Regions from separate parts of the Mus musculus genome. Here region 1 is linked to region 2. A link is a loop called in an ENCODE intact Hi-C map of the cell type or tissue named here. Cell type or tissue: left cerebral cortex. All regions are shown on one strand. Each heading gives the region's core, and the rest is flanking DNA. Links, peaks and the distances in the headings are about the cores only.

Region 1 (12,532 bases), core at 2,891-10,890, 110 kb before region 2:
CCCAGTTGCTGTACGCTCGCAGCCCCCAAATGTAGCACAGCACAAAATACCACTCGGCAATAAAAGGGGAGCAAGCTGGAGCCTCTGGTGTAGCTCAATGGTCAGCTGTGTGTTTAGCCTCCAAGAAGTCCTGGCTGCCATTCTGCAGCCCAAGAGGATGGGCTGCCAACAGGCACAGAGCATCCTGACGAGAAAAGCCCAGCTCAAATGGCTGCTTACTACACGATTCTGTTTATGCAGCACCCTCGAAAGAATCAAATTAAAGATATAGACAATAGATGAGTGATCATCAGAGGCAAGGGATGCTGGGATGCCACTGCCCTGGAAGCAGTGATGTCATCATGCTGATTGTGATGCTGGCCAAGAGCTTTGCAGGATGCTCCTCCCATGGAAGGAAACTGAAGAAAGCGGCATGGGATCATCCTACATGATTTCTTTGCTCTGTATTAGTTAACTAATTGGACACTGAGCCTCATGTAGCCCAAGCTGGCCTCGAACTCTTTGAACTTCTGATCCTCCTGTCTCCACACCCTAAGCGCTAGAATGACAGGTGTGTACTAGCAGGCTGGCTTAAGTTAGTTCTCTGAGTATCTTACTACACACATGTATTTTCTGGGGCTCAAGTTAAAATGTATGAGGCAGCATGTGGGGTGCTGCGTTTGTAGCAGGCTCCCCACTGACACCCGTGATGCTGGGTCACCTTAGAGCCAGAGCTTCTGCACAAAGCCTGTATTTAGATTGAGATCATAAGAATTGCCAAGGAAACATCAATAGAGGGAGAGATGAAAGAAGTTGCATACACACATAGTGAAATGCTTTTCGGTCATAAAAAAGAACAATGTCCTATGGCTTGCTGTAACAGAGGGGGTGGGGACTGGAGATGTGAAGTAAATACCCCAGACACAAAAAGGACCAAAGCTGCATGTTATCCAGCATGTGCTAAAAACAATTCGAATGTCAGGCAGGGATTACTCTGGGAAGGGCAAGAGGACGGACAGGGAGGTTGCACACTCTGTAAGAGGCACAGTTCTTCCAGGGCAGCTTAGGGGGTAGACTGGCTCATAAAGACCGGTGTGCTCTCTACTTTAAGAGTCACTACAGAGAGAAACCTGGAGGCTCTAACACAGCCACAGAAAGAAGGGAACAGAAGTGATGAAAAGATACACCGGGCCAAATTCTGGAGAAGAGTCCATAAGGTCTGGCCTGGGGCTTAGGAATCCAGTCTTTAATCCCTTGCCCCTTAGCCAGGTTTGGGGCCAAGCAGTCAGGTGTGCCTCTTGATCCCCTGTTTCTCTGGGAACAAGCTCCCTGTGGCCCCAGGGCAATAACTGAGCCCACAGTTTTCTGTTTTCATTTCCAGTGATTTCTTTGTCTAAGCACCAGAAGAGGGCACCGAAGCCAGTATCCTCATCTGCTGATGGGCTTGTCTGTGGCTCCTGCCAGTGCCACCTCCTGGGGCTCAGCTCCAGGGCCCCTGGCAATGCTTGGATGCCGGCCACCCACCCATTTCCTTCCCCTGCATGAAGACTGCTGGGTCCAGGCTCAGATACAAACTCAGGTTCTCTCTCAGGCCACTGCAAAGGTCCCAGCGCACTGGCCTGCTTCTTGTCTCATATCTGCCAGCCCCCAAATTTACCAATCAAAAAGCAATTTCTTGGAGGCTGGAGAGAATGCTCAGTGGTTAAGAGCACTAGCTTCTCTTGCAGAGGATCTGAGTTCTATTTCCAGGATCAACATGACAGCTCACAACCATCTGCAGCTACTGTTCCGGGGGAATCTGACGCCATCTTCTGGCCTGTATAAGTATTGCATGCACACGTTGTACAGACACATAAAAAGAAATAAAATAAAAAGCAATTTCCCTACATCCATACCTCTCTCTGTCCTTCCATTGCCTCCATCACTACCCCTTTTACTGGATCTGTGTGGTTCCTAGCCCACCATTTGTTTACTTTATGCATTTTGTAAAGAACCTACTTTCAAAAGGCACTTCCATTTATTTCACTGATAGAAAGCTACAGAAACGCAAAGACTCTATGATGTCACTTCTTCGAGGCATCTGAAGACACTACCGACAGAGGAGGGGAGGAGAGGGGAGGCTCACAGAGGCTGTGGAGGAAGGGCAGGAGTGGAGGGGGCTCGCTTCCAGGCACAGCCTCATACCGAGTGGAGATCTCTATACACAACAGGGCAGATGTGCTTAAGGAGGTTGTGCAGAACATCCCTAAAACAGCTGGATGAAAGGATTCTGGGTGCCAGGAACCTCAGGAGGGTGGGTGATAAACTGACAAGATGGCAGACATGCTACTTAGCATATCGAAATACCATCTTCTACACTAAATATGCACCGTTGTTAGATGCCAATTAGAAAACACTCATGCAAAGCCCGGGTATGGTTTCTGTGTTCCGGGGGAAGCTTTCCATAGCCTTGGCCGTGTTGACAACAGATGAATGGAACTGAGTTCTAGAGGATTCTAGCTAGCAACTGTGAAGAAGGCTCAGCCTTGAGGAAGGGAAGCTAAGCCCATGTACGGAGAGCATCAGAGCCGCCACCTCCCACCTCAGAGCTTTGATTAGATGCTCCCGGAGGTAAAGGGAGGGCTGACACACACAAGCACAATGCAGGACAACACTGATCACCACCGCGTCTGTGATGCCTTCGGCTGTGGGAGCATTTGAAATCTCGTCACAGAACTGCTATTCTCTCCCTGGAAGGAAGACATCTAAGTCCGTCTGAGCATTACAGGGCAGTCAAAGCAAATCCCATCCCATCTGTAACTGCAGAGCTTGAGGCAGAGGCAGGAGGATCTCAAGTTCAGAGTGGACCTAAACAATGTGGTAAGGCAGAGTCTCAAAAAAAAACTTCTTTCAAGATTCATTTTATTTTATTTTATTTTATTTTATTTTATTTTATTTTATGTGTATGAGTGTTTTTGTTTACTTGGGTATTTGGGCACTGTGTGCATGCAGTACCCATAGTGGCCAGAAGAGGGTAGCAGATCCCTTGAAATTAGATTACCAGTTTGTTGTGAACAGCCTGTGGGTACTGGGAATTGAACCCAGGTTTTCTACAAAAGCAACCAATGCTCTTAACCAGAGTTGGGAACACTTTGCCAGTATGAATGAAACCCTAGGTTAGAACCCCAGTACTGAAAGAAAGAAGGGACAAGGAGGGAAAGGGGGAGGGGAGGGGAGGGGAGGGGAAGACTGCTTGCTACTGAAGTTAAGAAACTGAGTTGAGACCCTAAACACCCATGTTAAAAAGCCAAGTGTGACTGCGCAACCCGAGTACAGAGTGTGAGACCAAGTTGAGACAGAATGAGGACTGTGGCCTACTGGCCAGCTAGGCTAGCGGGGGCCCGGGGAGGTGAGTGAGCTCCAAGTTCGGTGAGAGACCATCTCAAAGGGACAAGATGGAGAGCAGGACACCTGGTTCCCTCCTTTGGCTTCAGCACAGGGGCACACGAGTGAGGTTACCCGCACACATGAGCGAGTATATTCACGTATGTGTGTACGCACACTCATACACCACTCACAGAACAATGTAAAAATGATTAGTAGTAATAAAGGATTCAGGAATAACCGATAGAAGAATGCTTGCCCAGCATGTGGGTGCCCGACTCCATGCTCCAGTGCTGGAGGGGTAAGATGGCAGGAGAAGGAGGAAGAGTGAGAGATTCAGAGGATGTCAGCAGGCTTCTACTTATCATATGAAACCCATCTTATTAAATGTTTTTCTCCATTCATTTATTTGATGAATGTGTACAGTGTGTGTGTGTGTGTGTGTGTGTGTGTGTGTGTGTGTGTGTGTTATAGCACATGCGTACATCAGTTTCTTTCCTTCTACTGTGGGGTCCCATAGATTGAACCTAAGTTGCCGCGCCTGACAGCCAAGTGTCTTTACTTGCTGACCCATCCTGACAGCCAGTCACAAAGCCCATCTCCAACGTTCCTTTCTCTTCCAAGCTTTTCTGTGTCCTTCAGCAAGCTCTGAAGTCGGCTCAGACAGTGACAGATGTAAGCTACGGAAGTGAAGTTTTCCTTTCTGGGGATTCTCATGATAAGAGTCTCAAAACTCAAGTGAGAGAGTCCTGAGTGCTAACCACTCTGAGATGGAATTTCAAGTCTCTATTCAGGTTTCTAACATTCTGCTGGGATGAATGAATGACTGAGTGAGTGAATGAATGAATGAATGAATGAATGAATGAACGAATGAAGTCACATGTACTTTTGTCCTCACATGAGCCAGAAAATGAGACATTTACCTGCATCTCCAGCATCTGGCTGAGTGGCTTTTCAGCCTTGGCCACTCTTGATGTCACACAGGGAACTTGAAAGACTGTGGCATGAGTCCCACCTAGGACACAATTCTGACTTAACTGGCCTAGGGTATAGTCTTGACAATTCTCCACATGACCTCAATGTAGCCTAAGATTTTAATCTGCCACCCTAACCCAACAGCTAGCAGACAGAGAGGCAGCACTGACTCACTCAGCTCAGACCTGCTGGGTTCATGTTATGCTAATTCATTAATATATTCGGGAACTATTAATTAAGCAGTAACATGGTAGCAGGTGCTATGCTTGGCTGAGCTGCTGGAGATGGGGCCATAAACAAGACGCCCACCTCTCTCCCTGGTCCCTTGAGAGTTTGGGAGCATGGGGGGGGGGGCATGTGCCACCAGCTCTTCTAAGAACTTTCTGTCCTGTTGGTTAATTGGTCAGGCTCACCAGCCATCATTTCTCTGGCTGCAGGCAGTCGACCTCACTCCGTTTGGTCTGTTTCCTGTAGTAAAGGTTATGTAAGGATAGATCGTATTCACTTAAGGAGACAGGGACTTCCAAAGACAGAGTGGCCTCACCCCGACAGCCCCACAAGCTGCAGTAAGATAGGCAAGTCAGGTGCCCCATTGCAGTTCCGTGCAACCAATGTGGTGGGTTTACACAAAGCAATGGAAAAGCCCCCAACAAAAGCCCCAGCTTGTAATTGTTGGAAGATATTCCTAGCAGCCACTGTCTCGGCACTCTTATAGCCTTTCCTGGAAACTCTCTACAGAAGCTGGGGGCAGCACACACCCCTGAGCCCAGAATGTTGGGCGGAAGGAAGAACCAAGAGCGTCTCAAGTTTCAAACGAGTCTCCATAGGGAGGAAACCTTGCCTCAAAAAATAAACCAAACCAAACCATACATTGGAGGAGAGCAGAGAGGCCGATGCCTGGCCCTCACTGCCAACTGAGAGCAAAGCCTCCCTTCAAATCCTCAGCTGCTTCCTCGCTGGCCTGCCTCTTCCATCCATCCTCCATACAGAAGCCAGACAGCGTCCTCTCAGCCACCACGCAGTCACCTCTGTGCCCGGCTCCAAGTTCTGCTGGATTGTCACTGTCAGATTATAACGGAAACCCGGCTAAACGTAAACGAAGGTGAGCGCACATGAGACATGGGGCTGCATCTGCCTGCCACCCAGGGCATTACAGCCGGCATCAAGTTATAAATATGCACACAGAGGGAGACGCATATTTGTAGTTATAGACACAGGTATCCGTGCATAGATCTGAAGTCACTGAAATCTCTCCTGGAGGGCTGACGAGCTGCTCGGCAGGGAGGATCATGAACCTGTAACTCCAGCTCCAGGGGACCCAGTGCAATCTTTTCCCCTTGGCAAGCACCTGCACTCCCACATATCCATGTATCCCCTCCACAGACTCACACACATACAAGTGATTTAAACAAAAACATAAATCTTAAAAACCTATTTTTAAAACCCTACTGGGGTCTTACAGAGGCAGGGTGGGTCCCAATGTTCCATGAGTACCACGCCACAGTGCCATTGACTCTGACATCTGCCTGCCCTCAAAACTCCCTCCCTTCTCCCCAAACCCCAAGTCTGCCTCAGTGTGGCCTTTTCCTCTCCTTCCTCTTCCCTTCCCCACCACAGCCACTCTGTGACTGATCCTTGGAAGGACACCAAATCATTTGTGCAATGAATCAACCTGGCTTTCCCCACGAGTCTCTTTCCTGCTCCCTACTCCCACTAGAGATATCAAGACAAGCACATAGACTCCACTCTGTGGAGGGGCCCAGGGCCCAGACAGAGGCTGCTCCCACACAAACACCTTAGGACACCTAAGCTTCCATACCCAGTCCCATCAAGCGCACCTCGCCACCTACCTGTGTCTACGCTGTTCTCTCTGCCAGGAAATGCCAAGGCCTTCCCTTGGCTCCTAACGCCCAGCTCTGACATCACTTCCTGTTGGGTATTCCTTGACCTCACAAGGCAAGTTCACCTACTTCCTTCTCTGGGGTTTTCTCAGTTCTGTATACTTCAGTTCTAAGCCTTATCAAGCTGGGCTGTAATTGCTTAATTGCCAGGCAGACTTGCTCAGACTGGGGGTGTTGACTGGAGAGGGCTGAGTCATGTCTGGGTCCTTGGTGCCAAGAGCTTAGGATGCTCTCCCTAGGGTATTCAGAAGCTTCAGAGGCTGCCTGTACCCTGCAAGACGGTCCCTGTCCTCTCTTCCCTGCTTGTCCTCTGAAGGAGCCCAGGTCTGACCCTGGAGCCTTGCAGGCCCACTTCTCAAGTGGTTCTGAACAGTCTGCCATCCCAGGAAGAAAAGGCAGCTTCCAGACAGGAAAGGTGGGAATTGTACCATCCTCAGACAGCACCTGATCCTGTCCATGACTTCAAGGGACCTGTGGAATTCTGCTGACCCTAACCAAGTGAACTCCAGGGTCCCGGACTTGGGACAGCCCCCAAAGGCCTTGGAGGCACAGATCTGATTCTGGCAGTTTGATGACATTTTTAAGTGCTGCATCTCTTATGTAGCTCTGAACACCAGCAGCCACTGGGCCCTTCCACGCCATCCCCACCTTATCCCAGTGTCTAGAGTGAACAGTCACCCTAGGAAGGCAGATTCTGCCCCGAGCCTCACTCCCAGCTCAGCCTTATCCTTGGCCCTGTACCATCTCTGACTTAGCTAACCCTCAGCCACATTTTCAGAGGAGGTGCCACCCCTTGTCTCAGCTCAGTTACAATGTGGAGACTCTGAAGGATCTGAAGACACCTCTATACCATTGCCTCTGACAGACACATCCTTAACCTAAAATAGACCAGAGAGGCGCTGAGCCTGTTCTTCTGCCTGGGTGAGATGCCTCCTTTCCCCGTGACCTAAACCACAGGATGGGAAGTGATCAGGTCCCTGACCACAGGCAGTACCAATTCCCACTAGCTCAAGAACACCAGCCTTGGCCACGGCCTTGGCCAGCACTAACCAGCCTCACACTGCAAGGGCTCAGGAAAGAGGAAAGTGGGTGGCAGAGGGACATGACTCCTTTCTTTTGCCTGCACATATTTGGTGTGTGTGTGTGTGTGTGTGTGTGTGTGTGTGTGTGTGTGTGTGTGTAAACAGAGGTGGGGAGATGTCTCAGTCTTTACTCACAGAGCCTCATGGGCCCCCTATTGCCTCATAATTTTATCTCCTTCTTCCAACTTCTTTGTAAAGCAAGGCTAGAGAGTTTTTTACCCGCGTCCCTCTGTTTGGGTAGTGCTACTGCTGATTCCTGTTGATGTTTCTCTAAAACAGATCAACGAGAACTGGTGTGCTCAGAGGGTCCAAAGCCCCATGTTCTGGCTCCTCCTCACCTTCCTTGCTCCGTGCTCCCCCAGAGAGCACTCAGAGCAGCTTAGCAACGTGGAGAAGGGCTTCAACATCCCCCAGCACAGAGGATGGCTCCCAGGAACATCTGCACCGCCTTGAACAGCCTGGAAATGGAAGTTCTCCCAGACACATTTGGACAACAGTGACTGAGCCTCGAAGTGCTTAAAGGGAGGCAGGCAAGGCAGCTTGCTGAGAAACAACAGGCTGGACCGACTCAGGATGGAGAGAGGATTTCCCCGGTGCCTCCAGCCAAACTTGAGCAGGGGGTGTCTTGCTCTGTCTTCTCTTTGAGTGGCATCTGGCTACAGAGCACGTTGCAGTCAGCAAATTGAGCCGCTGTCCCTTCCTGCCTGCAGCTTTTGAAACAGGCTCCCCAACTTTTCTCCATCCCCCGCCCCCCCCCCCCCCCCGCCTTACGCTTTCCAGAACTCATGCAGCAGTTAGAATAGCACAGTGAACTCCCTTGGAGAGGTCAAAGCTGGGCAGAAGAACGGTAGGCCAGCAGCCCTTATTTGGATGTTTTAGTTAAAACTCAACAGGACACAACAACTGTTCGGCTTCTCAGGGAAGTGGTTGCAGATGCTGGGAAGTAGAAAGCAATCAAGAATGGCTCCCAGGAGAGCCTCCCAGAGCAGGGAGGTTACCACTTCAAATATTCAGGATGTTATGACCCCTTGTCCCAGCCCAGCCCTGCTGCCCTCACACAGACCCTGACTCCAGCTATCTTGGAACTTTCTAGTCTCTGAGCCAGGGGCAGGGCTCAGAGAAGCTGCCAGCTGACTGGAGCACCTCCTTGAGATGTTTCCCTGAAACATCAGGTTACATAAGGGTAACAGGATGGTTCTCTGAGGTTTTGCAGGTAGGGAAGGACTCTACCACACAGCCACAGCTTTGGACCCTGCCAGAGGAAAGTCATGTATACTATAGCATCCATTCACAACACCCAGATGGAGAAACGGCCCACGAGTCACAAGAGACAAGAGTGGTCACAGTGTGGTTCCAACATACAGGATGTGATGGTTAACACTGACTGCCACTCCACAGTCTGTCAGGGAGTTTCTAGATTAGCTTATCAGATGTAGAAAGTCCCATCCTAACTGTGTATGTCACCATCTTATGGACCAGAGCCCCAGACTGGATGAAGAAGAGACAGACAGCTGGGTACCAGCCTTCGCCTCTCTCCACTCTCTCCATCTGACTGCAGATGCACTGTGACCAGCTGCTCCATGCTCCTGCCGCTGTGCCTGCCGTCACTGCCACGATGCACTCTGTCCTCAAAGTGAGCTGCAAATAAAGCCTCCCTTCCTTGAGCTGGTTTTTGTCAGGTGCTGGGTCAGAGAAAAGTACCTCACAGCGGAATGCTATTTGGTCTTACAAGAGCATCACAAGGTATTCTGCCACGTGCTACACAACATGACATGCAGGGGCAGTTTCACAGATAGCCAGTGACAGAGTACCTGCTTAGCACATGCAAAGCCTGAGGTTTATCCCTTGCAGCGACCAAAAGATGGTCCACCTTAAAATTCTTTAAATTAAAATTTTGTGTGTCTGTGTAAATGTATGGCACCTATGTGTAGGTACCTGGAGAGGCCAGAAGAGGGCACCAAATCAACTGCAACTGGAGTTGTAAGGCATCACGTGGGGTCTGGGAACAGAACTCAGGTTCTCTGTAAGAGCAGCAAGCAACCAGTGAGCCATCTCCCCAGACCCAAGAGCACAACACACTCTTGTAGGCAAATGAATTCTCAGAGAAGGATGGATGCAGAAAGCCTCAGGTTAGAAACAGGGTGGGGAGAACGGAGAGCTAGGGTCAAAGGGAACAGAGTTCAATGTGGGAAGGCAAAGGCATCCTAGAGAGGAGCAGGGGAGGCAGCTGCATGTGAGCACACTTGATGTCACTGAACCACGCTGCGGAAGTGCTCAGAACCCTAAGTCCTGTGTTATGGACATGGAGCCACAGCTGCAGAGCCAGGAGAGGCCTGCAGCATTGGAATGGGGCCTTCCACCCATGAGCTCTTCAAGGTGAGGACATTTCCTAGAGTCCTGGGTAGCAGAGAGGCAGGAACTTAAGTGGATCCAGTATATGCTGGAGGCACTCACTCTGCATGATGTCACCCTCCCTGTACGCAGCCACAGACACTGTGCCCACTAGGACCCTCCCACATATGCCCCGTCTCTGAGGATCTAAATCTAGGACCCAAGGACTGGACAACAGTCTGGAGATAAGAAGCATTCTGAATGAAATCCCAATGTAAAATGTGAATGTATGTGTTATGTTTTGTTTAATAACTGATGTGGAGCACTCTTGAAAAGTACGGCACACAGGGCTGGGCTGTGTCTCCATGGCAAAGGAACTGCCTCACACATATGAGGTCCCAGATTCCATGCCTGAAGAAGACAGAAAACAAAATGATGCATACAGATAGAAAACAGAAACACGGGGGAAGATGGGATGGGAGCAGCAGGCAGCCATTCCCAAGTTGCTATGGTAACCTTGAACTACCTGTTCTGAGCTTGCCATAGTGACCTTGAACTCATCTGTTCTTTAGAGTTTGGCTCAGGCTGTATGGGGGTGGGCAGGGTTTGCAGTTTAAGATTAGGAGGGAAAGCCAGCTTGAGTTTGACATACAGGGTGACAAAAAACCAATTTACTGGCTCAGCTGTGTGTTGGGCACATACTTTCCCCTGCAGGTGCCCATGGGAGGCTTCGCCATGCTGCACCTCTTACTTGTCACAGCGTCCCAGGGGCTCACAAGTCCAAGGACTATTCCTATGTGCTCCTGTTACAGCGAGCAGGTCACTCAAACTCAGTATCTCTGTTCATGATGGGAATTGGAGTCATCGTACTGGGGCACATGACTTCAGACAGAGGCCACCTTGCGGAGAGTACAGAGCAGGCCACAGGTCAGGCTGGAGCTAAAGTAGTGTTGCTGACCTCATATTCAAGGCCTCTGCATAATAATAATCAGCCGTGCTCACTTGAGGTCAGATGTGGCACCTGAGGACTTCTTTGCATTGTCGTATTAAGTTCCCTCCACAATGCCAAGAGGTAATTACTGTTACTCTTCTAGACAGGAAAGCACAGCATGGAGAGGTTAAGCAGTTTGCAGGAGGTCATGGAGCTGACAAGAGGGCAAATTCAGATTTGGATCCAAGCCCTTGTGATGACTGTTTGTATCTAGCACTGCCTTCCTCACTCCAAAGGTTGTTTTTGGAATAAAACATAAATACTGCACAAATGTAACATATGAATTCATAGATTATTATAAGATAATTACCTAGAAAGAAATGTTTGTCATCCATCACCCCCCCCCCCCCCATGGCTCCCACAAGTGACAGTTATTTTGACTTTAAAGACTCTTAATGTCTATAAAAATGCACCTCAAAGGACTGGAGAGATAAAGAGCTTGTCCTGCAAACATGGGGACCACAGCATTCCATAAAAGCCAGCTGTGATTCCAGTGCTGGGAAGCCAGCTGTGGCAGTATGCACCCGTGAGTCCAGTGCTGGGAAGCCAGCTGTGGAAGTATGCACCCGTGAGTCCAGTGCTGGGAAGCCAGCTGTGGTGGAATGTACCTATGACTCTAGTGCTGGGAAGAAGGAGGCAGGTGGGTGCATACCTGTGCACATACATGACCATGCATACACAGGAGGGCAGGAAGGAAAGGGAGGGGTAGAGAAAGGTAGGTAAATAGGTTGGGGGGCGGAAAGAGAGGGAACCCCAAGGCTTTATATGCTTGCCCATTTAAAAAGCTTGATAAACCTTTTAAATTTTTGAGGTGCTAAGACACTAGCTAGTATAGCAAGTCCTCTCCTGCTGAACTGCACCTCAGCCTATGACCTTTAATCAGATTAAAAAAAAAACTTATTTTGAATGTATGAGTGTTTCCCTGTATGTATGTATGTATGTATGTATGTATGTATGTATGTATGTATGTATGTATGTGCTCAGTGCCTTTGGAGACTAAAAGAGGGCGTCATAACCCCGGAACTGGAATTATAGATGATTCTGAGCTACCATGTGGGTGCTGGGGGCAGTAAGCGCCCTTCCCATGGGGCCTTCTCTCCAGCCCCCTTCCAGGTTGTTGTAACGTGTGGGTTCCTCTCCCATCCATTTCACATCCTTGTTCTTTCTGGGTAGAAAAGGATGCAGTTGGGCTGAAGAGAAAGGGATGCAGTCTGGTGTGCAGACCTGGGCTCACCGTCACACACTGTCCCGCCCCCTATGGGCTCTACAGGTCAGATCTAGACTCCAGTTCAGACTCAGGTCCGGCACCTTGGGCAGGAGTTTGCCCCCTCTAGGAGGCTCAGGATGCCTGGTAGTCTCACATCCCCAGCTCTTGGAAGTAGTTGGCACCTCACACAGTTGTCTTTTTCTTTGTCCCCTTAAAACCTTTTTTTAAAGTAATATTTTGACAACAAATGTGCCCTCTTCACCCTGCAAACACTTGGTGCAGCGATGTTATGTATCTGTATTGTGCAGTCAGTTTCCAGAATCCTCCACCCTGAATAACTGACATTCCACATTTATTAAATAACTTCCCATCCCCCCAGCTCTGGCAACCCATCTGCTTTCTGTCTCTAGGAACCTGACTTCCTCACGTAAGTGGAATCGCACAGGCTTGTTCCTCTTATGACACATAGGTTTTATTGTTATTTTACATCCATCTATCTATCTATCTATCTATCTATCTATCTATCTATCTATCTATCTATCTATCTTGTATGTGCATGTGTGTGTTATGTATGTATGTGGTACACCATGCCACGGCATGTATGGGAGGTCATAGGATAACATGCCAAAGTCACTTCTTTCCTTCTACCGTTTAAGTCCCAGGGACTGAACTCAGGCTGTTGGGCTTGGCAGCCAGTGCCTTT
Region 2 (12,532 bases), core at 1,457-9,456:
TGAACCTGGAGCCATTGGTTCAGCTAGACTGGCCGGCCACCATGCCCTAGGGATGCACAGTCTCTGCCCTCCCAGAGCTGGTACCATACACAAATGCTGTCTAGCTTTTTTGGTGTGGGTTCTAGGAATCAAACTCAGATTCTCAGGCTTGCATCACCCCAGCCCATTCTTCACTTATATATTCTACTTAATTCTAGTCGTTTCCATCCTACTCCAATGTTTTCTATGTAGGTAAGAGAATACTAGGTCACCTTCTTATGCCATGCTATTGACCGACATTTGCTTTGTACTGAGCTGAGGTGCACAGAACATGCAACGCCACACACAAGCACGGCGTTGGTCTAGGTCCTTCAGATAAGAACTTTCGGTAAAGGCTATCTTTTCCATCACAGAAGATAACATGTGGTGTATGAATATTGTTGAGTGCTGCATTATTGGGGGTGTTCTGCTTCTGCAATTGGAAAATAATTTCGACTGGATGGTGATGAGAATTGGATCCAATTACAACACTGTGTCTGAGGATTCCCAAGATGTCAGTGTGTCCTCTGTGACCCTCACACTTCTGGTCCCCAACACCATGATACACACCAAAATGCTTCATCACACCCCAGGCTGTACTCATCTAGGGCAGCGATGAGGCAAGCTAGCTGGGCAGTAAGGCTATTCCTGGGAGCCACGGCCAGGCCAGGGTAGGCAACATTAACCTGCACAAAGAAGGGACAACGAGTCAGATCTGTCTATCACACTGGGTCCAAACAGTGCCCTCAAGTCATCTTCCCCCAATGTCCCCTGTTGCAGGACAAGAACAACAGAAGAAAACTCCAAGCAGACAGAGCTGTCATCCTGGCTATCGCCAGAGTACATTACTCGGTCCAAGTATCTATCATCCAAAGAACACATAGACAGATTGTGTTCTGCTCACACTATTATCCAGGACTGACCCTGGAGGACACAGGGATGGACCCTGGAAGCACTGTGCAGATGAGTACACAGACCTAGACACGAGGTTCTGGCTGTAAGTGGAGCGTGATGGATATGAGCATCTCTCTGAGATGATAAGAAAATGCTGGAATTAGATGGTTTATGACTGTGAATATTATTTTTTAAAACTGCATTATGTGTGTGTTGGGGGGGGGCTAGTTTTATGTTAACTTGACACAGCTAGAGTCATTTTGGAAATGGGAACCTCAATTGAGAAAATGTCCCCACTAGATTGGCCTGTGGGCAAGCCTATGGTGTATTCTCATAATTGATGGGTGAACCCAGTTCACGGAGGGTGGTGCCAGCCCAAGTCCAGTGCTTCTGAGTATATGGGAAAGCAGAATGAGAAAGCCATGAGGAGCAAGCCAATAAGGAGCACTCCTCCATGGCCTCTGCGTCAATGTCTGCCTCCAGGTTCCTCCCTTGAGTGCCTGCTCTGACATCCCTTGTTCCTACAGTATAACCTGCGAGTTGTAAGATGACGTAAACCCCATCCTCCCCAAACTAAGACAGTAGAAAAGGATGATTCTTACATCGATAACTTTTCAACACAGGTGCCATTTTAAAGGATAACCAGGTAAACACACTACTTAGGTTCCCTCCCATGACACATTCCTCTTTAATGCCTACGTGTATCGGTTATTCATTGGAAGCAATGCTGTGTAACAAGCAAGCACAAAACCTCAGTTAGTGAACTGCTAAAAATAAGAAGGTATTTGGCTCGTGAGTCACCTGGGCTTTGATTGGCAGCTCTGAATTTCCGTTAGTCCCACTTTTAATGGTTTCTTTGTTGGTGGAGGAGTAAAGTTTTGGTTGATCTCTGCCAGGACAAAGGAGATGACGTGGCTCTGAACTTAATGAGGTCTCCTCTAACATCGTGGGCATGTTTTCATAGTGAAGGCAATGAACGAGAAAGAGAGAGAGAGAGAGAGAGAAAATACAAATACACCGTGAAAATATACGTTCCCAGGGTTATTCTTCCATTATGTGTATGTGTATGTGCACGTGCATATGTGAAGGTGCATGCAAGCATGTGGGTCTGCCCTATGTGCTGTGACTAGAGGCCAACCTTGAGTGTCCTTCCTCAGGAACCTTCCACCTTTGTTTGATACAGGGTCTCTCCCAGGCCTAGAATTTTTCCCAGTAGGTTAGGCTAGATGGATGGGAAGCTCCAAGGATCTGCTTGCTTCTGCCTCCCATCTCTCTGTCACTGGAATTAGGAGTTCTAAGCACAAGCCACCATGCCCAGCATCTTATGAGGATCCTGGGGATCTTAACTCAGGTCTTCATACTTGTGAATCAAACACTTGACAGACCCACCCATCTCCCCAACTCTGTGCTTGCTAATTTTGCATGGGCCAGAATATCATCACACAGCCAAGTTCAGTGGCTAAGGAAACAGACTGTCATTTTAAGAGGGGAGGAACTCCAAAGCTGCGTGTCAAAAGAAGCATTTTTTAAAATCTGCTTCCATGGATATACAGGTGTGTGCCTGCCTGTGTGATTGCAGCTGTGTCTATGTGTGAGCATGAATGTGCATAGGCATGAATGTGTGCACACGCATACATAACTGCTGTGTGTGCATACATGTGCTTTGTTGTATGTATGAGCAAATCCTAGAAGCTTTTCTGCTTGAGTGCCTGTAGATCTGAACCTTCCTGGGTAAGTGTCTTGTTTAATGGACCAATAAAGTGTACTGCCCTAACCCAGTGGGATTCTAGAATCTTTGGGTCTGTTAAACAAGGTTTTGTAGTCAGGAACCCAATGCAAGAACCAGCTCTGCTACCACCTGGGTGGGCAAGTGACTTCAGACCCAGCCTTCTGACCATGAGGTGGGATCACCACTTCTCAGGTTCCTTTTGAGTGTCCTAGGAAGTGACACACCAGAAGGAGGGACTCGGAGCACACAGTGCACTGGGCTGTGGTTAACTGTGAGACTGAGTGGGGGTGGCTGTGATTTCCCCCTCCTGACTCTTCTCTCTGCCCCACATGCTTGACCCCTTTCCAGAAGCTGAAACTGAAAACTGAAAGCAGCTTCACGTCTCTTAATGTGTTGTCATGGCAACCGCTGGCTCCTGCTCATGGCTCTGTCGCCCCCTCACTGTGGGGCTGGGGTGTGGAGGAGGAGACATGGACTCACCAGAAGTCTCCCTTCTTCTGAAGATGTGGGAGGTCTGGCCCTGTCCTTGTGGCAAACACCCTACTCCTCCCACTGACCTTCAGCCACAGTTCAGGGATACAGGGATGAGCTGTTCAGAGTTCTCTGGGCATCCTTAGCCGCGGTGGATTCCAGGCCTTGGCTCAGAAAGTGGAGTCAGGTCTGAGGCATCTTGGAGGGGGCAATACCTGCGCAGTTTCAAATCTCCCCTCTCCTCTCGGGCGACTAAGGAAGAGGCGCATCCCTGCAAGCACAACCACAGGTGTCTGAGGGTGCCGGAGCTGGAATAACCCAATCACAGACCTGCTGGGGCTGTAATCTGTCACTTCATTTGGTGACTCATGCCTTCACTTACTCACGGATGTGTTTGCTTATCCATTCAATTATAGACTCTTCCGTTCACATTTAAATAACCATGCCTTCCTCTAAGTACTCACTGCTCTGAGCAAACATCCATTACTACCTGAGCTCTGAGAGTCGGGGAGATAATTAAGGTATAGCCTCTGCCGCCCTGTAGGGGTTCCAGGGTGGGGTTTTCTAACTGTAACAAGAAGAGGAGGAGGAAGAGGAGGAAGAGGAGGAAGAGGAGGAGGAGGAGGAGGGAGAGGGAGGGGAGGAAGAGAAGGAAGAGGAGGAAGAGGGAGAGGGAGAATGAGAGGAGGAGGAAGAGGAGGAGGAAGAGGAGGGGGAGGGGGAGGAGGAGAAGGAGGAGGAGGGAGAGGGAGGGGAGGAAGAGGAAGAGGAAGAGGAAGAGGAAGAGGGAGAGGAAGAGGAAGAGGAAGAAGAGGAGATGCCCATGGATAGACTGGTATTTTATTCTTTACAAAAAAACCCAGTACTCTGTAAGAAAAATATTATGTACATAGTGGTACACTGTGGTCTGGGGAAATGTTCAGGTGCTAATATTCACCTCTAGGACTTGAGGGGGTCATTTTTAGGACCACAACAGACACTGCATCCATGGGTGCAGTTCCTCTCCGTGAAATGGTACAGTGCTTGCACAAAGCCCTATGAGGCCAGCAGAGCCCAGTCTCTCTGCCGAGGTGAGACCAGGGGGACTTTAGACTCAGCCACAGAGAGAGTTGAAAGTCAGCCTGGGCTATGATGACCTTGTATCAAACAAACATTTAAATAAGACAATAAGTGAGGTCCTTTTCATCTATGCTCTGGAACACCAAGGTTGCTTGCTGACTGTGACTAGGGCAGAGGCACAGGGCATCACATAGACTGGGAACATATGTATAACCCACCCATTCTCTCCTGAGTAAGCCACTGTCAGAAGTCTTTATCTAGTCCCACCCCCTGTCCTTCTGACCCCTACCTCCAACACAAGGCCATATAAGTTTCCACCCACCCTCTATACCTCACAATAGGGACTAAATCTTAACACCCGAATCCTCAGAGAACACGTTCAAATCATGTCAGCCTTGAATGTCAGGGAAGGTAAAATGTTGGGCTTCCTCACACACAGAGGTGCTCAGAGGAAGAGAGGCTGTAACTTAGCAGGAGACCTGTGGCCAGCTTGGTGTAGAGGGTGAGGAGAGGCGGGAAGGGAAGAGGCACTGGTCTCTGGGTGGAACTGCAAGATGGTGAAGTATTTTCAGAGATAAAACAGTGATGGTGGACTTCAAAGGAGTCCTGGCTCCTGGGTAGGAGGCCAAGCTCAGGGAAGAAGCTGTTAGCTGAGACTGGGAACTTGATTCTGCCCCGACAGCCTCTCTCCATGAAAAGCAGAGGTAGCCAGTTCTCCAAATGGGAGCAGGTGTAACTGGAATTTATGTTCATTAGAAAAGAAGGCTCACTGTGACAGATAGGCAGTCCTAAGAGCAGTGTGGCGTCCACTGCTGGCCCAGTGTCCTCTGAGATCCCGGAGGCTTGAGTTCCCTCCCCTCCCTGAACTCCGACCTGTGAAGATGTACCTCTTGGTCATGCACATTGCTGTTATCAGTGCCAGACTCCTCCTCTAGCTGGAACCACACATGGAAAGCACCTGCAGCCTAAACTGACTGTCTTCTACCCGGTGGAATCCCAGGGAAGGGCTGTCACTCACTTGGGCCAAACCCATGTCATGCCATGTGCCACAGAGAGAAGCCCTGGGACCACATGGAGTCATTTTCTGCCACAGCCTGACCTGGGCTGTCCTGGCTGTGCGCAGATACCAACCCCTCCTTCCCTGAACATCTGCCTGGCTCCTCACACAGAGAATGGCTATGAGGGGACTATAACTGTGGGAGCCAGAGCCATGTCACACCTTATCCCAGAATGATTCCTGTCTCCTTCCCTTCTGGGTTAATACACAAGGCCCCCTGTGATGTGCTTAGCCTCCTGCCAAATTGGTCCTGGCTTACTCCGCTCTGGCTCCGGCATCCTGAGAGACCCCTTGATTTTATCCTTCTGCCACGAATACCAGTCCCCTGTGAATCTCTGTGGCTCCTCACATCCCACTGGTTCAGATATGACCTTTGCAGTCTGGCGTGTCTTCACAACCAGCTCTGTCTAAAGTTCTCCAGTCATGCAATACCCCCCACACCTGGCTTCCCTGCTTCAGGAAATCTCCCTAACAGGTCACAGACTCCATGTGCTGGGTACCAGCTGAAGCCTCTGGGGCACACATCTCTACACTGTTTCTTCTTAAGCCCCAGGGTTCACTCAGCACAGGAGGGTTCCAAGAAACACTGTGGTGTAAGTGCACAGCTAACCCCAGAGTTTAAGCCCAAAGCTTCTGCCATTTACCTGTGGGTTCATCCTTAGAGTCGGAGACAGAGACAGCATCCAGTCAAGACAACTGGATGTGACCAAGAGGGTTGAAAGAGTAAAGCTTGCCCTTCCTGACAAGAGGGTTGTCACTGTCCCGTGAGGCCTCAGGCCCAGGTATCCCTTTACCTGCCTGTCATTAACAGCCTTTCCAGCCACTGGGGCAGGATGGTCACTAGTGTCTGTTATCAGGCCACAGTGCCACCTGCTGGCACATGGCTGACTGGCAGGGAAACTGGCAGAGGCTCAGCTTAGCCACCCCCGTCGAGCTAAAGGGAAGAGATAGGGGCTCCAGTGTTGGTATTTCACAGGCCAGGTCACTTCCTAGCTGTGTGATACCTACCTAGCATCTGTGTTCAGATGGGTGGCTCATCTGTAACAAAATAGCAGTGGGGATAGGTAACTCTGAAATGCCACCTCCTGGGAAAGCCCTCCCAGATTGCTCCCATCTCCCACTAAGCCATTCACTATCCTTTGATCCTGCTCTGTTGTTTCCTTGTAGCACAATGTCCCCCTCCCTGACATTTGAGCATTTATTACTATCAGCTCCATCATGGGACAGGTTTGGTTCACTGTATGTCAAGAGCCTGGGCAGTGCCCACCAAGGAGCAGGATCCGAACATACCTATCAAGCACAACACCAACAGGCACACGCTGAGCGCTCTGTAAATCCTGCACCCAGGACAGACTCAACGCGCTCTCTTGGGTTGAGGTTTTTACTCATCTCTTAGTTGGGTCACGGAGTGATGTGGTGATAAGCTACACAGCAGGGAATCTACCATGCTACTACCATGACCCATCTCAGTGAGTCGCGTCCCTGTGATAGTTAGCACTGCCATCTTTACAGGATCTGGAATCACTAGGAGACAGAGCCCTGGGCGTTTGGGGGAGATTCTAGGCTATATTGATCGGGGGTAAGATAGTCCATCCTGAATGTGGGCTGCCCTGGGGCTGGGAATCCCAGATTGAATGAAAAGTAGAAGAGGGCTGAACCCCAACATTCATCTCTCTCTGCTTCCTGACTGCAGATGCGACATAACCAGCCAGTCATGGCACGCTCCTGCTGCCGTTACCTGCCACGACTGAAGTGCACCTTTGAACTGTGATCCAATAGCTCTTCCTTCCTGAAGTTGCTTTTGTTGGGGTCTTTTTTTTTTCCACAGCAACAGGAAGTGAGCTGACACAACTGTGTACAGCCATCACCAGCCCTGTCTCTAGACTCCTTCCAACAAAAATGAAATTCTATCTCTGTGAGGCACACACACACACACACACACACACACACACACACACACATTCTGTCCCTCCATCTCCTAGCAATCTACTGATCATCAGGTCTCTATGAAGCTCATGCTACTCTGGAGACCTCATGTAGTGGGAGCCCTATTTGTTCATGGTCACCCACTTTTCTTGAGATATTTTTTTTTCATACAAAGGAAGTAGGTTCTATAGGGCCAAATGAGGGTTAAATGGGATCAGTGCAGGTGTCCCCCTAGCACTGAGCTTGGTCACAGAAGTCCCTGAACCTGTCAGTTCCTGGCCTCACTGTCTCTAGGGTTGCTATACACATCACATACACCAGGTGGAAGCCTTGTGCCACGAAGGCATCCTTTGCTGCTGCCTGAAGCAGGAGTAGGGAGTTGGTGGGAGAGACCAGGACTTTGGCGCTTCAGTGGCAGCAGGAAAGTATTTTGAGAATGCGCTTGGGAGCAGATCACAGAAGCCCAAGTCCTTGAGGGCTCCAATTCTGTTTGGACCTTGAGACCTGATGGAAAACAAAAGGAACCAAAAGCATGGAAGCTGTGGCTGGATATGCATGGCTTGAGGCCTAGCCAGGGCACTTTGCTCTGTGGCATCATATAAGTGTCACTTCACCTTTCTGAACCTCCACATTAACATCTGTATAATGGATCCTCTGCAGGGTCACAGGGAGAGTAAGTGAAAGACACACTAAAGCTTCAGGCATATGGCGAGCCTTCTGTGTTTACTGACACTATAGAGGAGGGAGATCGGGAAACCTCCTTAATTCAGGAAGGACCAGCCCAGTTCCTGCTTACTGTAATCTTACCAGCCTCTGGTAAGTGCTTAGCAAATGCCAGTACTTGGCATGACTTTTGTACTCACCTTATCCCCATCTTTGGTGCTTTTTGCCACCTGCCTCCCAGTTGCAACTGCTTCCCAGAGCTCCTTTGTCTTTTAAACAGGAGTGTTCAGGCTGGAGTAATGATGAGTAATGATGGTCCATTTTTCGGAGTCCTCCCTGGCCTTTGTGCTGGTTAGGATTTTCTGTGTGGTTTTGTGTGTGTGTGTGTGTGTGTGTGTGTGTGTGTGTGTGTGTGTGTGTGTGAACTTGATACAAGCTAGGATGATCTGGGAAGAAGGAACCTCAAATACCCCAGCAGGCTGGCCCGTGAGGCAGGATCTTGACTGAGGATGGATGTGGGAGGGTCCAGCCCACATGGTTTGTCCTGTTCTGGACAAGCAGTCCTGGGCTGTGTAAGAAATCAGGCTGAGTGAACCCTGGGGAGTGAGCCAGTAAGCAACATTCTTCCTTAGCCTCTGCTGCAGCTCCTGCCTTGAGTTCCTGCCCTGACATGATGGGCTACAGTTGTGAGGTGAAGCAAACCCTTTCCTCCTCAACTTGCCTCTGGTACTGCCGGTTATCAGAGAAACAGAAGCTTAAGTAAGACAAGAAGCCAGACACAAAAGGCCACGTATTGCATGATTACGTTTTGATGACATGTCAAGACGAGGTGGATCCACAGGACAATGTTTGCCAAAGGGAAGCGGAAGGGTTTTTGCTTGGCAATAGGAGTGCTGTGCTGCACTGAGCTGTGCTGTGCTGTGCTGTGCTGTGCTGTGCTGTGCTGTGCTGTGCTGTGCTGTGCTGAGCTGTGCTGTGCTGTCCTGTGCTGTCCTGTGCTGTCCTGTGCTGTCCTGTGCTGTCCTGTGCTGTCCTGTGCTGTCCTGTCCTGTGCTGTGCTCTGCTATCCTGTGCTGGGCTCTGCTGTGCTGTGCTGTGCTGTCCTGTGCTGGGCTCTGCTGTGCTGTGCTGTCCTGTGCTGGGCTCTGCTGTGCTGTGCTGTGCTGTCCTGTGCTGGGCTCTGCTGTGCTGTCCTGTGCTGTGCTGTGCTGTCCTGTGCTCTGCTGTCCTGTGCTGGGCTCTGCTGTGCTGTGCTGTGCTGTGCTGTGCTGTGCTGTGCTGAGCTGTGCTGTGCTGTCCTGTGCTGTCCTGTGCTGTCCTGTGCTGTCCTGTCCTGTGCTGTGCTCTGCTATCCTGTGCTGGGCTCTGCTGTGCTGTGCTGTCCTGTGCTGGGCTCTGCTGTGCTGTGCTGTCCTGTGCTGGGCTCTGCTGTGCTGTCCTGTGCTGTGCTGTGCTGTCCTGTGCTGGGCTCTGCTGTGCTGTGCTGTGCTGTGCTCTGCTGTCCTGTGCTGGGCTCTGCTGTGCTGTGCTGTGCTGTGCTGTGCTGTGCTGTGCTGTGCTGTGCTGTGCTGTGCTGTGCTGAGCTGAGCTGTGCTGTGCTGAGCTGTGCTGTGCTGTGCTCTGCTATGCTCTGCTGTCCTGTCCTGTGCTGTGCTGGGCTGTGCTGTGCTCTGCTGTGCTCTGCTGTCCTGTGCTGGGCTCTGCTGGGCTCTGCTGTCCTGTGCTGTGCTGTCCTGGGCTGTGCTATGCTGTGCTGTGCTGTGCTGTGCTGTGCTGTGCTGTGCTGTGCTGTGCTGTGCTGTGCTGTGCTGTGCTGTGCTGTGCTCTGCTGTCCTGTGCTGTGCTGTGCTGTGCTGTGCTGTGCTGTGCTGTGCTGTGCTCTGCTGTGCTCTGCTGTGCTCTGCTGTCCTGAGCTGGTCTCTGCTGTGCTCTGCTGTCCTGAGCTGGTCTCTGCTGTGCTCTGCTGTCCTGTGCTGTGCTGTGCTGTGCTGTGCTGTGCTGTGCTGTGCTCTGCTGTGCTGTGTGTGCTGTGCTGTGCTGTGCTGTGTGTGCTGTGCTGTGTGTGCTGTGCTGTGTGTGCTGTGCTGTGCTGTCCTGTGCTGTGCTGTGCTCTGCTGTGCTGTGCTGTGCTGTGCTGTGCTGGGCTCTGCTGTCCTGTGCTGTGCTGTGCTGTGCTGTGCTGTGCTGTGCTGTGCTGTGCTCTGCTGTGTTCTGCTGTGCTCTGCTGTGCTCTGCTGTGCTCTGCTGTCCTGAGCTGGTCTCTGCTGTGCTCTGCTGTCCTGTGCTGTGCTGTGCTCTGCTGTGCTGTGCTCTGCTGTCCTGTGCTGTGCTGTCCTGTGCTGTGCTGAGCTGTGCTGTGCTGTGCTCTGCTGTGCTGTGCTGTGCTGTGCTGTGCTGTGCTGTGCTGTGCTGTGCTGTGCTGTGCTGTCCTGTGCTGGGCTCTGCTGTCCTGTGCTGGGCTGTGCTGAGCTGTGCTGTGCTGTGCTGTGCTGTGCTCTGCTGTCCTGTGCTGTGCTGGGCTGGGCTCTGCTGTCCTGTGCTGTGCTGTGCTGTGCTGTGCTGTGCTGTGCTGTGCTGTGCTGTGCTGTGCTGTGCTGTGCTGTGCTGGGCTGGGCTGGGCTGGGCTGGGCTGTGCTGGGCTGTGCTGGGCTGGGCTGGGCTGTGCGCTGCTGTCCTGTCCTGTGCTGTGCTGAGCTGTGCTGAGCTGCACTGTGTTGTGCACTATGCAGCTGGAACTACAGTATTGCTCTATGGCTCCACTTTAAAACACTCAGTTTCATGATGTGAGTTTCATTTTGATTTACAAGAAACAAGTTTGATTTAAGAATATTTTTGCCACTAAGGCCATTTGAAGATAAAGAACAAGCCAGGAGCATGATTGCCAGCCAAAGATTAAGGCTTTTATTTAAAAAACAAAACAAAACAAAACAAAAACAGAAAACAAGAAACAAAAACTCTACTGCTCCACCTGTTCCTATATGTCCATTTACTAATCCACTCCTGGGATCCACAGTTAACTGCTAACTTATCTTCTTTACTGTTCACCAGAGTATCAGTCAACTCACTTACTAGTCTATCTGTCCATTGTCTACTACCTACTAATCAATTCATCCATCCATGCACCTATCTACTCATTTACCTCTGAGTCCTCTGCCTACTGATCCACTCACCACCCATCTACCCACTCATCCATCCAGTCACCCACCCCACCCATTCACACACCACGCATCTACCTGTCCACATACCCACCTGTCCTAGTTAGCACGGAAAGGAACTGCCTAGATCAGTCTGGCTTGAGGGGAATTGTGTCGTCTGCTAATTGATGCAAGAGGGCCCGCCCACTATGGGCAGCACCATTCATAAACAGGTGATACTAGGCTATATGGGAAAGCTAGTTCAGCTTGGGACTAGGAGCATGCCAGAGAGCAAGCAAGCAAGCAGCATTCCTCTGTGGTTTCTCTTTAAGTTTCTGCCTCTAGGATCCTGCTTTGCATCCTTCTGCTGACTTCCCCTCTGCAAACTATAGGCTGAAATAAGCCCTTTCATTCCCAAGTTGCTTTGGGTCATGATGTTTATCAGAGCAACAGAGGGCAAACTAGAACACCATCCATCCATCCATCCATCCATCCATCCATCCATCCATTCATCCATTCACCCACCCATTCAGTATCACCTTCTCTGTTCCAGGCACGATAAATTCAACTCAATCTCTATGTCCAAAGAAGGTTGGTGGCTCTTTCTTAGATAATTATAGCATAGGAACATGTGGGCACTGGGAACATCTTCAGTAGGACCCGCAGTGGCTCAGAGTCAAGGGAGTATCAGGTTTCCTCAGAGAGGAAATGGTTAGCTCCGACTGAAAGGGTAGCTAGAAGCCAAGCCTAGTGGATTCAGATGGAGAAGGAAGGACCCTTGTACAGAGGATCTCCATAGTCAAAAGCTTAGGTGTGGGCTGGGGCGATGACTCGGTGTAGACCCAAGCTCAAATCCCCAGTAACCACGTAAGTGATGGGTGCCAAGGTGATTGGGGAATAGAGATGGGCAGATTCCTGGGGCTTGCTGACAAGCCAGCCTAGCCAAAGCAGGGAGCTCTGAGCTTTGTGAGAGATGCTGTCTCAAAAAAGATAAGGTGGAGAGCAGCAGAGGCAGACATTCAAAGTCAACCTATGACCTCCGTGTGTGCATGCACTGGCAAGCACCTCCTGACTCCACCCCCCCCACACACACACATACCCTCCCCACACACGCACACATACACACCTACACACACACAAGAGATAAAAGCTCAGGCAGCAGGGTGCTTGAAGCACGCAGCAGACTGGCTGAAGCTAGGCATGTGAAGGGCATACACTGTGCACAGTATGTCATTCAAAGAGCACAGACTTGGTGGGGACCTCCTGGGGACCGTGGGAGAATTTTAGCTCCAAAAGCAATATGACCGGCTCTGCATTTCAAGTAGATTCCTGTGAGGCAGTGAGGAGGCTAGTGGGGTGGGATGCAGGGCAAGAGGGGCTCAGTGTCCTACAGGGCTGAGCTGGTCTAGCAATGTGTGTTCTCAGTGTATCCTCCTCTGACTCTTAGGAAGGGGTGGACGGTTTCTCTGCTTTGAAGCCTAAGCCTGCTGGTCCCTGCTAGGATCTGATGCCCAGGGCACCCTGCCTCATGACTTCCCACAAGGTACTGAGGGAAGCTTCGTCTCTGGCTGCCCCTAGAGG

The links. A loop is a pair of places that touch in the nucleus more often than their neighbours do. Peaks named below come from ENCODE experiments on the same cell type or tissue, not always from the same donor. Only the 100,000 strongest peaks of a DNase experiment are listed, where the experiment ranks them.
Region 1: it touches region 2 in a loop (4-fold over the local background); 19 of 42 quality-filtered maps call a loop at or near these places.

The regions. Positions count from the first base shown.
Region 1 is chr6:114,452,188-114,464,719 of GRCm38, reverse strand. All of the region lies in intron 1 of Hrh1 (histamine receptor H1), which reads right to left. Among named protein-coding and RNA genes, the nearest start is that of Hrh1, 61 kb to the right of the region's middle. In left cerebral cortex, for the core only: CTCF peaks have their summits at 2,982 (motif pointing right) and 9,248 (motif pointing right); DNase peaks (open chromatin) are centred at 5,092, 6,007 and 6,387; H3K27ac peaks cover 1,126 bases.
Region 2 is chr6:114,338,914-114,351,445 of GRCm38, reverse strand. No RefSeq gene overlaps it. Among named protein-coding and RNA genes, the nearest start is that of Gm38875, 53 kb to the left of the region's middle. In left cerebral cortex, for the core only: CTCF peaks have their summits at 6,104 (motif pointing left) and 7,464 (motif pointing right); DNase peaks (open chromatin) are centred at 3,449, 6,092, 7,474, 7,812 and 1 more place; H3K4me3 peaks cover 297 bases; H3K27ac peaks cover 1,318 bases.